2 separate regions of the Mus musculus genome follow, and region 1 is linked to region 2. A link is a contact called in ENCODE Hi-C or POLR2A ChIA-PET data. All regions are on one chromosome and are shown on one strand. The core of a region is the stretch at or near the end of the contact, and the rest is flanking DNA. Distances in the headings are between cores, read along the strand shown. Region 1 holds the start of Atpaf2 (ATP synthase mitochondrial F1 complex assembly factor 2). Region 2 holds the start of Alkbh5 (alkB homolog 5, RNA demethylase).

Evidence for each region. A loop is a pair of places that touch in the nucleus more often than their neighbours do. ChIA-PET counts read pairs that join two places held with the same protein, here RNA polymerase II (POLR2A).
Region 1: a loop to region 2 is called in a map of left cerebral cortex, with 8 times the contacts of the local background. The contact joins the promoter of Atpaf2 here to the promoter of Alkbh5 in region 2. A Hi-C loop is called at or near these places in 1 of 37 maps with a recorded cell type or tissue (left cerebral cortex). POLR2A ChIA-PET finds 5 or more read pairs at or near these places in 4 of 5 experiments (Patski and embryonic stem cell).

What each region holds. Positions count from the first base shown.
Region 1 is chr11:60,413,615-60,419,975 of GRCm38, forward strand. Atpaf2 (ATP synthase mitochondrial F1 complex assembly factor 2) reads right to left here and starts at 3,420. Exons shown (of 8, transcript NM_145427.3): 1 at 3,137-3,420. The coding sequence starts at 3,296. Gid4 (GID complex subunit 4, VID24 homolog) reads left to right here and starts at 3,531. Exons shown (of 6, transcript NM_025757.4): 1 at 3,531-4,230. The coding sequence starts at 4,042.
Region 2 is chr11:60,533,021-60,539,373 of GRCm38, forward strand. It overlaps Alkbh5 (alkB homolog 5, RNA demethylase), which reads left to right and starts at 4,663. Exons shown (of 4, transcript NM_172943.4): 1 at 4,663-6,175. The coding sequence starts at 5,403.

The sequences.
Region 1 (6,361 bases), core at 2,170-4,669, 120 kb before region 2:
CTATCCCCTACGGACTACTTTTTACCATGATAAAAATGTTCTTAAACTGACGGTGATGGTCATTCAAATTAGTGAATATATACTAGGGAATGTACTGTATGCTAAGTAAATTATATGTATTAGATTTTTAAAATTTTATCTCACCTGTGAGTGCTCTGTCTGACTGTATGTACATGTGCTATGTATGTGCTTTGTACCCACAGAGGTCAAGGTCAGAAGAGGGTATCTGATCCCATGGAACTGGAGTTACAGATGGCTGTGAGTCACTATATGGGTGCTGGGAACTGAACCCATTCCTCTGTAAAAGCAACAAGTGTTCTTAATCTCTGGGCCATCTCTCTAGCCCCTTAAGTAAATTATATCTTAATAAAGGTATTTAAAATTCTGCCAGGGTCAGAGAGATGGCTCCGTGGGTAAAGGTGCTTACAAGCAAGTCTGATTCCAAGTTTAATCTCCCAAGCCCATGTAAAGGTAGCAAGAGAGCACCAACTGTCAGAGGTTGTCCTCTCATCGCCACATGTACAGTGGCACATGGATGCCCAAATACATGCATACACAAATAAATATATGATAATAAAAAATTCTTGCAGCCAAATACATAAGTGCACTATTTTCCAAATTGCTTTTCATCTGGAGTGGAGGTCCATACCCTAGGCTGTTCTGGCCAATATAATGAAAGCAGACAATATGTATGAGTATGTGGCTTTGTTCCAATAAAACTCTACTTCAAAAGCAGATAGCCGTCTGGTCCCTGACACTCCTATGAGAATGGCAAAGCAGGTAACGTCTCTTAAGTGGCAGAAACTTGGAGAAGCTGCCTTGGACAGGAGGCAATTTGTAAATGGTAGGAACAGGACAGGACTTCAAGCTTTTATTTCTTTGGGAATTTACCTCATATGCTGCTTCTCCAAACTACATCCTCCTCTGGGCAGAAAACAGCAGGAGGGTGGCAATGGCCTCACAAAGGTCTCTGCACTGCAGGACCTCCTCCTCCAACCCCACAGCGAGCCCTTCCTTCAAAAGCCTCTCCTCTCCTGACAAGTTTCTATGGTGTAGCTGTTCCTAACATTGACAAGTGGATTCTTAAAGAAGAAGGACTTAATAATTTACATACTTCAAAGATACACAAAAATATCTCCCACCTGGGGAGGACAAAAAGAGCAAAGCATACCCTAGGGAGGCACGGCATAAACAAAGGAACACATTCAGGAGTTCACTAAATAGGCAAAGGGTCAATTTAAGCGCATGGATGCTTTTTGTTTTCCATTGTGGAGGTGCTTGATCTGCCATCTTTTCTTCTGTATTACAGACTTACCAGTTGGCTCTTAGCATTATTTAGCACATAGTAGGTAGTCAAAGGTGAAAGAAAATAGGAATGTATGAATGAATGGGGCACAGAGAGCTATCTGTAAGTCAAGCCCGTTCTCCTCCTCCCCATACCCCATGACCTCAAGTGATCCTATCTCAGGCTCCCAAGCAGCTGATACATGTGTGTGACGCTACTCTTAGCTTCTTCCTTTGTCTTTACTGGCTTTTTCTGCCCCACTTTTAGGCCTTCGTTTGTGTCCTGATAAGCAAAAATCAGCTCCCTGGTGCATCCACTCCCTTCCCCAGTTATATAAAATCATGGGCTATAGACCATTGAACGGCTCACCACGTATAGACGCTGACCACTAAACCCAACATCCTCAGTTCAGTCCCTCAAAGCCACAACCAAGTCCTGCTGGTTGTCCTCTGACCTCCATGTGCATGCCAAGTGCACACACAGATATATACACACTAAATGAAACAAGAAATTATGGGATTTACAGCCTAAAGAATTCTTAAAGGCAATCTCATGCTTCAGATCACCAAAGAAAGCAACATCATACATGCCCAAGACCACAGTACCTCAGAGATTTTGCCAACAACAGACCCCAGGTTTGTACTCTTATGCCAATTGCCAAACTGCCTATGGAATTGTTGCCTAATGAGGGCAGTGTTGCAGCAAGACCTCTAACACCCAGTCATCACCTCTGGACATGTTACACCCCCTTTCTCCCCCATCAAACTCTTACTCATCTCTCAAGCCCCAGTTTAAATGCCCTTTCAATCACCCTGTACACGCTCATCCTTGTGATTTCTTAAGTCCTTCATAGTTCCCATATCACAATATATTGCAAACTATTGTTTCGTAAGCATAATGAATCCTGCATCTGATGTTGAGAATCATTCAGGTGAGACCACATGCCCTCAACACAAAACAACTAACTGAATTTAGAGAGGTCATCACTACTTTTCATTCACTGAAGTGAACCTCACTTGTAGCAATCTCTCTTTCAGAAGCAATGAAATAACCTTCTTTCAGTCTTATTACAGTCCTTAGTAGGTCAAAGAAGCCTGGCATAAACTCCCACTTAGAGAAAGCTGCAGAGAATGCAGAGGCTGTGGCACTGCACTAGGACAGAGGGCCCGCAAACCCCTAAGGAAGTGTGCTGTGTGTGGTGGAAGACTTAAGGCCTGCCTCTGTGCCAAGTCTTCTGCTGGGTCCTGAGGACACAACACAGTCATGAGGACACAACACAGTCAGGTCAGTCTTTGCCTTCCATAGCCTCAACCAGTCTGCTCTGTGACCTTGGATGTCCTGATTGAAAGCCCAAATTTTCCTTTCTGAATCCAACTAAGACACCTGCTCCCCTTTAAAAGGAAAAACAAACAAACAAACAAACAAGCAAACAAAAAAACCCTGAAGCTGGGAGGTGGTGGTGGTGGTGGTAGTGGTGGTAGCACTCAGGAACTAGAGACAGGAGGATCTCTGAGTACGAGGCCAGCCTGGTCTATAGAGTGAGTTCCAGAGCAGCCAGGGTTACACAGAAAAATCCTATCCCCGAAAAAATAAAAAGAAAAGAAAAAATAAAGGAAATTGAGAAAAGCCTCAAGAGCCAAATATCTCGTGTCCTGGGCACGCTGTGTCCCCTAAAGTCACCCTCGCACTTGTTTGGATGTCATTTTTCAAATTGAAACAGAACTCTGTTGCTCTAAATATTCGCATAGGCCTGAACCCTGCCTGTCACCCCGCATTGCACGTCAGAAACCTTCCTCCAGGTGAGCCCGACTTGGCTCCTGACCAAAAAGTCACATTATGTCCGGGCCTCACCTGTTGGCGGGACATAGGCCCGGGCCGGAGGCTGCGGAGCTGGCCCCGGCCATACTGAGACGGTGGGGTCACTGAGACGCCGGTCCAAGAGACCGCGCCACCGGTCCCTCAGCCGGGGGTAGATTCGCCACATCCTGCCCAAGGACCTGGGTGGACACATGCGTGGAAACAGAGTACAGGAAAAGAGCGAAGAGAACCCCACACCCCTCGCTGGTTCTGTACGGAAACCTCTCACCAAGGGTTCATAGCCCTCAGCCTCCTCAGCACGCCGCCATCTTCCTCATGACACCTACGGCGCGCCGTCGCAGCCGTGCGCCCCGCTGCGCGCCACTCCCGCCCCCGTCAATCAGCATCATAAACGTGCTCGCCACGCCCCCTCCATGCCGCGCCACGGGAAGAAAACTACAAGTCCCAGAGGGCCGTTCGCGCTCTGCGCCACGTGCTTTCTCTGTCCGCCAATGGGCGGAAGCGCCGCGTGAGCTTGCTCCCGCCTCTCCAGCGCGCCCGCGCCAATTGGAAGCTGCAGAGTGTGTGTGTGTTTGTGTGTGTGTGAGCGCGCGCGTGTGTGTGTGAGCGCGTGTGTATGAGTGAGTGAGTGTGTATGCGCGTGTGTGTGTGTGTGCGTGCGTGCGTGTGTGTGTGTGTGTGTGTGTGTGTGTGTGTGTGTGTGTACCCGCGAGGGCAAGTGGGAAGGGAGACCCAGCTCAGGTCTGGGAGGCCCTGCTTGCAGGTCTCCGGGTCCAGGTGGCAACACGAGCGCTTGGTCTGGCCTCAGCGGGCGGGTGGTTCCCCGGCCCCTCCCCCGCGCGTGCGCGCCCGGGTCCGCCCTCCCCGCAGCTTCGGCTCCCGCGCGGCGGCGGCGGTTCCTTCCCCCTCCCCCAGCCCTGGCTCCGGGGGACCCCGCGATGCCGGTCCGCACCGAGTGTCCCCCGCCGGCGGGTGCCTCAACCACATCCGCGGCCTCACTCATCCCGCCGCCGCCCATCAACACCCAGCAGCCCGGCGTGGCCACCAGCTTGCTCTACAGCGGCTCCAAGTTCCGTGGCCACCAGAAGAGCAAGGGGAACTCGTACGACGTAGAGGTGGTGCTGCAGGTGAGCGCCAGGCGGCAAGGCCGGGCCCGAGGGCCTCCTCGCGGCGCTCACGGGCCGGGCCTGCCCTGGGCTCCTCGAGCCCTCAGCCGCGGACCAGGCCCTCTCACTGCCGGGGCCTCCTGCACCCGGCGCCTCCCACCGGGACCTGCCCAGCTGATGTCACACTCTCGAACCCTACCCCTAGCCCACCCCTAGACTCAGAGCCTGTAGTGGCCAGTCTCCGACAGACCCCGAAGACTGTCCCACACTTAGAGCCTTTGACTCGCCGGCTTGGGCATCCGGAAGCTCCCCCATGACTAGCCGTCCTTTAGCCTGAGTCGGTTCTTCCCAAGTCCTGTCCTCCCTACACCAGCCAGCCCTCCCACCAGTCCCTGTCGGATCCTGAAAAACTCTCCATTGGCTGCCCCAAACTCAGTACCTCTCGATAGCGGCCAGTGTCACATTCTCCCGGAATGAAGCTTTTCCTCTGACCCCAACTCCATCCTGAGTGCCAGGGACATTGCTCCTTAGGAGAACTCAGTCAGCCCACTGCTGACGGGGGAGAGGTGGCCAACCTCCCTCCATTGGCTGAGACAACCCACAGAGGTTGAGGCTCCCCAAAGACCAGGGAGCCTCACACCCAAATATCTCCAGTTGCACCACTTAGTGTTAAGACCTTGTCTCGTGGGGCCTTCCAGTACCAAAACCCGGCGTCAGTCAGTTCATAGGCATCCGCTGCTACACTTTGCTTCCTGTCCCAGGCTTCTTACCCTACCCTGCTGTGGCTCCTTCCCATCCCTGGCAGTCCCCCTGGCCTCTCCCCAGACCTCGCACCTTGATCTAGCTGGTTGCTATTGCTGGCTGTAGTGTTGCTGATTGTTATCTGCATAGCTCCAGAGTTTCCTCCGAGCCTCAGATGCCTAAGTACTGGGAAATCTAACACAGTTTTGTTTTGTGTCCACTTACCTCCCCCTATTTGACCTGGATATCTGAGTACTGGCTGGTGGCTGCCAGTCCCTGAACAACTTTGAAACTTCAGCTTCATCTTCTCTGGGCCTTTCTTTTCCAGAACTCCACCTCTTTCTCTCCCCCTTGAAGCTTTTCCCAACTGAAGGAGATTGGTGGGAGTAGATATTTCTCTTTTATCTATCTCCCCTCTCCACAATACTCTTCTTTCTAGGTATTAAACTGTCTGCCAGAAGACCAATTCCCTGTCCCACCTTGTGTGCTTTCTCCTAATGCCACCTCCTAGGTAGTTCCCCAAGTCTTGTTCCTTGAAAGCCAGAGGTTTAGAGGTGCATACTGCCCCAGGGCCCGGGGAGATGTATATTGAACATGTACAGCATCCACCACCCTTGGTTCTAATTTCCCATCTCAGATTCTTTTGAGCAAATAGATCTCCCACTCCAAAGACTCGAGAGTGTCTCTGCTTTCTAACTGCAGCACACTCATCAGCTCTTTTCTTTCCTACCATTTGTAGAAATAGTTCTCTCAGCTTTGAGATTGGGAAAACCATACTCTTATTAAATGTAATTTTTCCCCATAAAGCTCTATCATGAAGTATGGTATTTATTGTCATTGGAAAGCTGTGACTGAGTTATTTCAAGTCTTGTTACCTACTGTGATAATCATTTTTTTTCCTCCTTAAGATGTGATACTATAGTATGAAAAAAATTAGGCTTTTTGTTTTTTTAATTCATTCAATCATAAAATTCTGGAAGTGAGTTCTCTACATGGATCATGTTTAGAGTGGCCCTGAATTTATGCCCATTTACTGATTTCTGATGTAATAGGTTCATAGCTGCCAGAGCAACTAGGTTTCAAAGGGAAGTCTGTTCCTATCATTTGTCTGTTGTTCCCTGCCTCGACAGGGGCCTTGTGAATCAGTGGAAATAGTGATTGAGTTAGAGGCATGGTTGGTAGGTGTCGGGTAGCCCATATCCTTCCGTGGAATGCCGAGTGGTGGGAATGGTTGGTGGTCGTGCCACGGAATGCTCCCCTACATCTCTGCCAGTGAGCTTGTTACTGTGATCAGGTAGGGGCATAGGAACTGTTATGTTAATTGGTCTTCTCTAGACTCAGCCCTCTGAGAAAAGTTCTGTCTTTCATAATTCAACTTCTTTCCTGCTTTTCTTGTTTGACTTAAACTATT
Region 2 (6,353 bases), core at 3,413-5,912:
CCAACACGAATGGGCGATAATAACTCCTTACAATGAGAATAGATACAGTTGGGAGTTGGGATTCACCTCCTGAGTGTTTGGACCCACAAGAATGACAGCAAGGATATGGGCCAATTAATCATGTCACCACATCCTAAAAATACAAAAGGCTTATGATCAGACTGTCTTACCTGCTAACAGTACAAAAATAATCCCTGGTAATCCCAACTGACCTGAACTTTACTGTACATGTGTCTGTGTGTTTGTCTTTTCTTCATTCCCTCAATACCCTTACCTAGGGTTCTGGGACTAGGCACAGGTTGGTGTGGTGAGGTTCGGGATAGAGAAGTGCCAGCCTAATATGGGACAACAGAGGAGGGATGTCTGGGCAACATGGAAGACTAAAGAAACTAACTCACGAAGGCTTGGTACTCAGGCAAGCACAGTGGAGCACATCATGATTCAGGATACTGAAATATCCAAAACCTCTTTCCTGCCTCCCTCCCCCTGTGGTCAAGGGACTGGGCTTGCCCGAATTTTCGGGTTGACATACACCTCTAGCTCTCTCCTGCTCAGGCTCAGCAGCCACTTAAGGGAATCGTCTCTGAGTGGTTGGAGACCTGAGAGGACTGTATTCACACTCCACTTGTTTGCTCATTAGTTGTGTGGTTGCTTGCCCTCTGAGCCTTTGCTTGGACAAGTGCAGTCTGAGTGTTCATTAATATGCCCAGCATAGGATACAAATGAATGTCAGGGATGGTCATACGTTGTTGTTGTGTATGCGTACTTGTGTGTGCAAGTGTGAGAACAGGTATTTGTGTGTGGAGACCAGAGGTCTGAGGTCGATGTCAAGTCTCTTCCTTGATGATTTTTCTGTGTTAGTGTTGTGATACAGGGTCTCTCACTGATCTTGAAGTTCACCAACTCACTAGGCTATCTGTCTTCAGTCACTCCAGAAGAGGGCGTCAGATCTTGTTACAGATGGTTGTGAGCCACCATGTGGTTGCTGGGATTTGAACTCTGGACCTTCGGAAGAACAGTCGGGTGCTCTTACCCACTGAGCCATCTCACCAGCCCCTAGGCTATCTGTCAATACGCTGCAGGACTCTGGCTGTCTCCAAAATGTTCACCAGCATCCCACTGCCCCTACTGCTGGGGCTACAGGCATGCATCATCCAGCTTCTTTACATGGGTGCTGGGGATCTGACTTCTACTCTTTATGTTTATGTCCCAGGTACTTTGCAGACTAAGCATCTCTCCAGCCCTACATTGTCTTAAAGGCACTTGGGAGAAGTTTCATTTGGTAAACCTGAGTTCAGCCCCCAGAATCCAAGGTTTTTGTTTTTGTTTTTTAAATAAGTAGACAACTGTAATTTTGCGACTGGGGAGGCTAAGACAGGATTCCCAGACCAGCCTAGCCTACTTAGCAAGTTCCAGGCCAGCAGAAGATCCTGTCTCAAAATATGGTAGGCAGCACTCCAGTAATAATACCTGAGGTTGGCTTTGAATATGCATGTCACAATGTACCTACACACAAATGCACTGCACACACATGAACACACATACATAAAGGTAAGTTTAAGAGGCAAAGGTAGGAAGATCTGTTCAAAGGCATCCTCTGCTATAGAACAAGACCTTGTCTCAAGAAACAATATCAGGGAGGGGCAGGAGAGGATTGGGAGTGACAATGGAAATCACCAGGGTCATCTCTGGTGACTAGCTGGAGGCCTGGGACTGGAGACGATACGGGGAGTCTATGGGGTGACTCTAGCTGAGATTTCTACCAGAGGGGGATATAAAGTCTGAAGTGACTGCCTCCTGTAGCCAGGCAGGATTTTGTCTTGCCCACAAGATGTGCAGGGATAAAGATGAATCAGAGACTGAGGGAACAGCCAACCAATGATTGCTCCAACTGGAGAACCATTCCATGTGAGAGAGAGCTGGCCCAACACTACTAATGATACTTTGCTATGCTTGCAGACAGGAACCTAGTGTAACTGTCTCCTGATGAGGCTTCATCCAGCAGATGGAGGCAGATACAGAGACCCTCAGCCAAACATCATGAGGAGTCCAAGGAGTCTTGTGGAAGAGTTGGGGATAGAAGTGAGCAAGGAAGAGGGTTCAAAGACACCATGAGAAAAACCACAGCATCAACTAACCTGGGGCCATGGGGCTCACAGAGCCTGGGCCACCAACCAGGGAGCATACAGGAGCTGGACCTGGACCCTACACATTTGTAGCAAATGTGCAGCTTGGTCTTCATGTGGGTCCCCTAACAAGTGGAGTGGGAGCTGTCTGGGTCTGTTTCTTGCCCTTCCCCCTACCTGGACTGCCTGGTTAGGCCTCAGTGGGAGAGGATGTGCCTAGTTCTCCTGGGACTACATGTCCCAGGGTGGGGTGCTACCCAAGGCGGGGGCTACCCTTTCTCTGAAAAGAAGGGAAGTAGGCAGTGGAGGGAGGGATTTGTAAGGTTGGGACTTGGATGACAGAGGGGAGCTGTGTAGGGATGTAAAGGGGGGAAAAAGACAAATAAGTAAAATGTAAAAAACAAAAAAACAAAAACAAAAACCAGGGTCTTTAATCCCAACACTCGGGAGATAAAGGCAGTCGGATCTCTGTGAGCTCAAGGCCAGCCTGGTCTATAGATCAAGCTCCAGACAGCCAAGACTACACAGAGAACCTCTATCTTGAAAGAAACAAAACAAAACCAACACAAACCAACCAACCAACCAAACAAACAAATTTTACTATGTGCCATGCCCTGGATAAATGCTAACTCATTTAATCCCTAAAATATCCCAGTGAGGCTGGTATAATTATGAAATTGCTGCTGGAGTGCGGACAGTATTGGACTTGTGCAAGTGGCCTTGTGAAGTTCAACCCAGGCAGCCTGGCTTTTTCCCCACAGGATCTGGGCTTGACTAAAAAGCACAGTCAAGGAGAAAACACCCTGGGATTGGAGAGTTCAACCTATGGGATAGTCGCTTAAAAAAAAAAAAATCTTTTTCTGAGGCAGTCTATGTAGCCCTGGCTGGCCCTGAACTCCTGAGGTACATACACACACACACACAAAACTTAGTGCTGGGTTTAAAGGTGTGCACCGTACCCAAAGAGGGTCATTTTTGCCTGGGTGAGCAGAGCTGGGGACCTTAGCTATTAGGTGCATCTGGGTGCAGTGGTAAAGAGCTCCCGCCATGAAAGGCAGATCAGAGGCTTAGAGAGCTGGGCTCCTGAAAAGCTTCAATCTGCCCAGGCAAACTGCTCAGGTAAGAGACCCACCAGGTGTTCACACAGTACAGACCGGGCTCAAGTCCAGTTCAGCTGGCTTTGCCCTTCAGTCCATCTTCTACCTGCAGCTGCCCTTCCACCCTCTCTCTGTCACCTGGGCCCAAGGGGCTGCCCCGGGAATCCCCAGACCCATTTCCCTTTTGTCTGCCTGCTGTTTGGGAGAGAGGGTGGCCTGGATTCCCTAATTTCTTGGCTTTCCACTCCACAAACTTTTCCAAGTTACCACACAGTCCCCACTTTCCAACAGAGACTGCTGCCACCCTCAGTTTTCAGATTAGAAGACTGAGGTCTGGATGCTGTATCAGCAATCCTTCTGCTGCGTCATTCCATCCTCACAACCACCGTTCGAGGTAAGTACTGGTTCCTGGTTTTACACACCAGACTCTGGGATGCCTGGAAGACAAGGGGTGAGCTGTGTGACAGACACTGTAGATGGACAGGCATTACAGATGACAGACAGCATGGACAGCCAGGAGGGGCGGCGATATATGAAAATCTGACGGAGTATCAAAGACTGGAAAAGGGACTGGGAACCAGAAAAGGAAGCTGGAATTCATCTTGGGGAGGTTCAGAGCAGAACCTCTTTGCTATTCCTATTTGCTGGAGTGCCCAGGGACCTCCAGCACGGCTAAACCTTTGTTCAGGCTTTCTCCTCCGCTTCAGGATTTTTTATTGTTTGGGTTTGTTGTAGTTGTTTTGAGACAGAGGCTCGCTGTGTAGCCTAGGTTGGCATCCAATTTGTGAGCTATCCTCCAACCAGTCTCCAGAGTGCTGAGACGCATTTACCATCCCACTGTGCAATTTATTTATTTTCTGTCTGAAGAATATTTCCAATTTGGACCGATCCGTGGTAAATCTGCGCCCTTCAGACAGGAAAGCCTTTTTGTCGCCCCCTATAACAACGCCCAACCCCAGTAGGAACGTGACGTGCCCGTGCGCGTGCCCGCGGCTGCGCGACCCGTGGGCAGTCCCGGGACGTGACTTGTGGAACGTCCGCTTCGGGAAGCGATGGCGGCGGGAATGGGGTGTGGGTGCCCGGACCGCGCGCCTCCAGCTTTTGTTGTCCTGGCTTGCTCCACAGTTTGGGCCTGATGCTCTCCTGCCCGTAATTTTAACTTTCCACTGTTTCCGAAGCTTCACCGGAGTCCTGAGGGCTTTTCGTCGCCGAGAACTCCATTCAGGCACTTACTTAGCCACCCATTCACTCTTCAGGGGTCCTCGAGCTTCTGCCCGAAGCTAATTAAGTGATGGACGCAGTAGCCAAGGAGACTAGTTGATTGACAAGCATGATTTACCAACCGACTCTGGAAACTCCAGTCCGTGTTTGCCCAACGCGTGGCCGGCAGTCCAATTAAGAAAGTGGAAGCTCCAAAGGGGGCGGTCACGGGGCGGACTGGGTTGTGGCGATTCCCGAGGATTTGTGCGCTGGAAGCTGAGGCGTCTGCGGGCATCCGCACGATGCCGTGACGCGGCAGCGCTGTCCAGTGGACACCGCGAGCACACTCCGGCGGGTGGAGTCCCTCGGCCCCGGAGGCGGCTTGGCGTGCAGGCAAATTGTTGTTTTCGGGAGCTGTTCTCGAAGCTTTCCGCGGGTGGGGGGAGGGGCGGCGGCCGACGAGCGGGCCTCGTCTGCGCATGCGCCGGCCTCTCCGCCGACTGGGCGGCACGCACGCGCATGCTCAAAGTACGTGGAGTCTCGTGGCCGCCGGCAGTGCGCACGCGCGTCGAGAAGCCCGCTAAGGAGCGGCGCTGTCGGAGGTCGGGCGGGCTGGCGGTGACGTCGTGAGGAGAGCTTTAAAGTGCGGGCCGGGCCGGGCGTCTGAGGGTCCGACCGGGAGTCTGGCGGAGTCTTGGCCGAAGCCCTCCGCGGCATGAGGCGCTGCCGGCGCCTTTTTCCCTCAGGACGCGGAGAAGGTGGAGGAGGAGGAAGCCCCGCTGTAGCTGGTGCTGCATGACCGACCGCGGCTGAGGTTCGACCCCTTCCCGGCCCCTCTACGCCTACCCCTTTGGTCCCTTGAGCCACGCATGGGGGCCTGGCACTGAGGACCCTCGCTTCCCTTTCGGGTCCCTTTCGGGTCCCCTGAGAGCCATGCCGGACCGCCGCGGAGGACCCTAGAGTTGAGTTGGCGGGGGCCATGGCGGCCGCCAGCGGCTACACCGACCTGCGGGAGAAGCTCAAGTCCATGACGTCCCGGGACAACTACAAGGCGGGCAGTCGGGAGGCCGCCGCCGCTGCGGCCGCCGCCGTGGCTGCCGCTGCCGCTGCCGCGGCCGCCGCTGAGCCTTACCCGGCGTCCGGGACCACCAAGCGGAAATACCAGGAGGACTCGGACCCCGAGCGCAGCGACTACGAGGAGCATCAGTTGCAGAAGGAGGAAGAGGCGCGCAAGGTGAAGAGCGGCATCCGGCAGATCCGGCTCTTCAGTCAGGATGAGTGCTCCAAGATCGAGGCCCGCATCGATGAGGTGGTGTCCCGCGCCGAGAAGGGCCTGTACAACGAGCACACGGTGGACCGGGCCCCCCTGCGCAACAAGTACTTCTTCGGCGAGGGCTACACGTACGGGGCCCAGCTGCAGAAGCGCGGGCCGGGCCAGGAGCGCCTCTACCCGCCGGGCGACGTCGACGAGATCCCGGACTGGGTGCATCAGCTGGTGATCCAGAAGCTGGTGGAGCACCGCGTCATCCCCGAGGGCTTCGTCAACAGCGCGGTCATCAACGACTACCAGCCCGGCGGCTGCATCGTGTCCCACGTTGACCCCATCCACATCTTCGAGCGCCCCATCGTGTCCGTGTCTTTCTTCAGCGACTCGGCACTTTGCTTCGGCTGCAAGTTCCAGTTCAAGCCCATCCGGGTGTCGGAACCTGTGCTTTCTCTGCCGGTGCGCAGGGGGAGCGTGACTGTGCTCAGGTAACACACCTGGGAGGAGGGGCTGGCCCTGCACCCTGCCGCCTAAAAGTGTCCACCCGGTTCCGGGGAAGCCACAGCTGGCGGGAGCCGGTTCTTATTATGGTTCTGACTCGCCTTTTTTCTTTTTGCGTGCAAACCATAGGAAGCTTGTGTCTGAAACTCATAGCAGGATAAGACT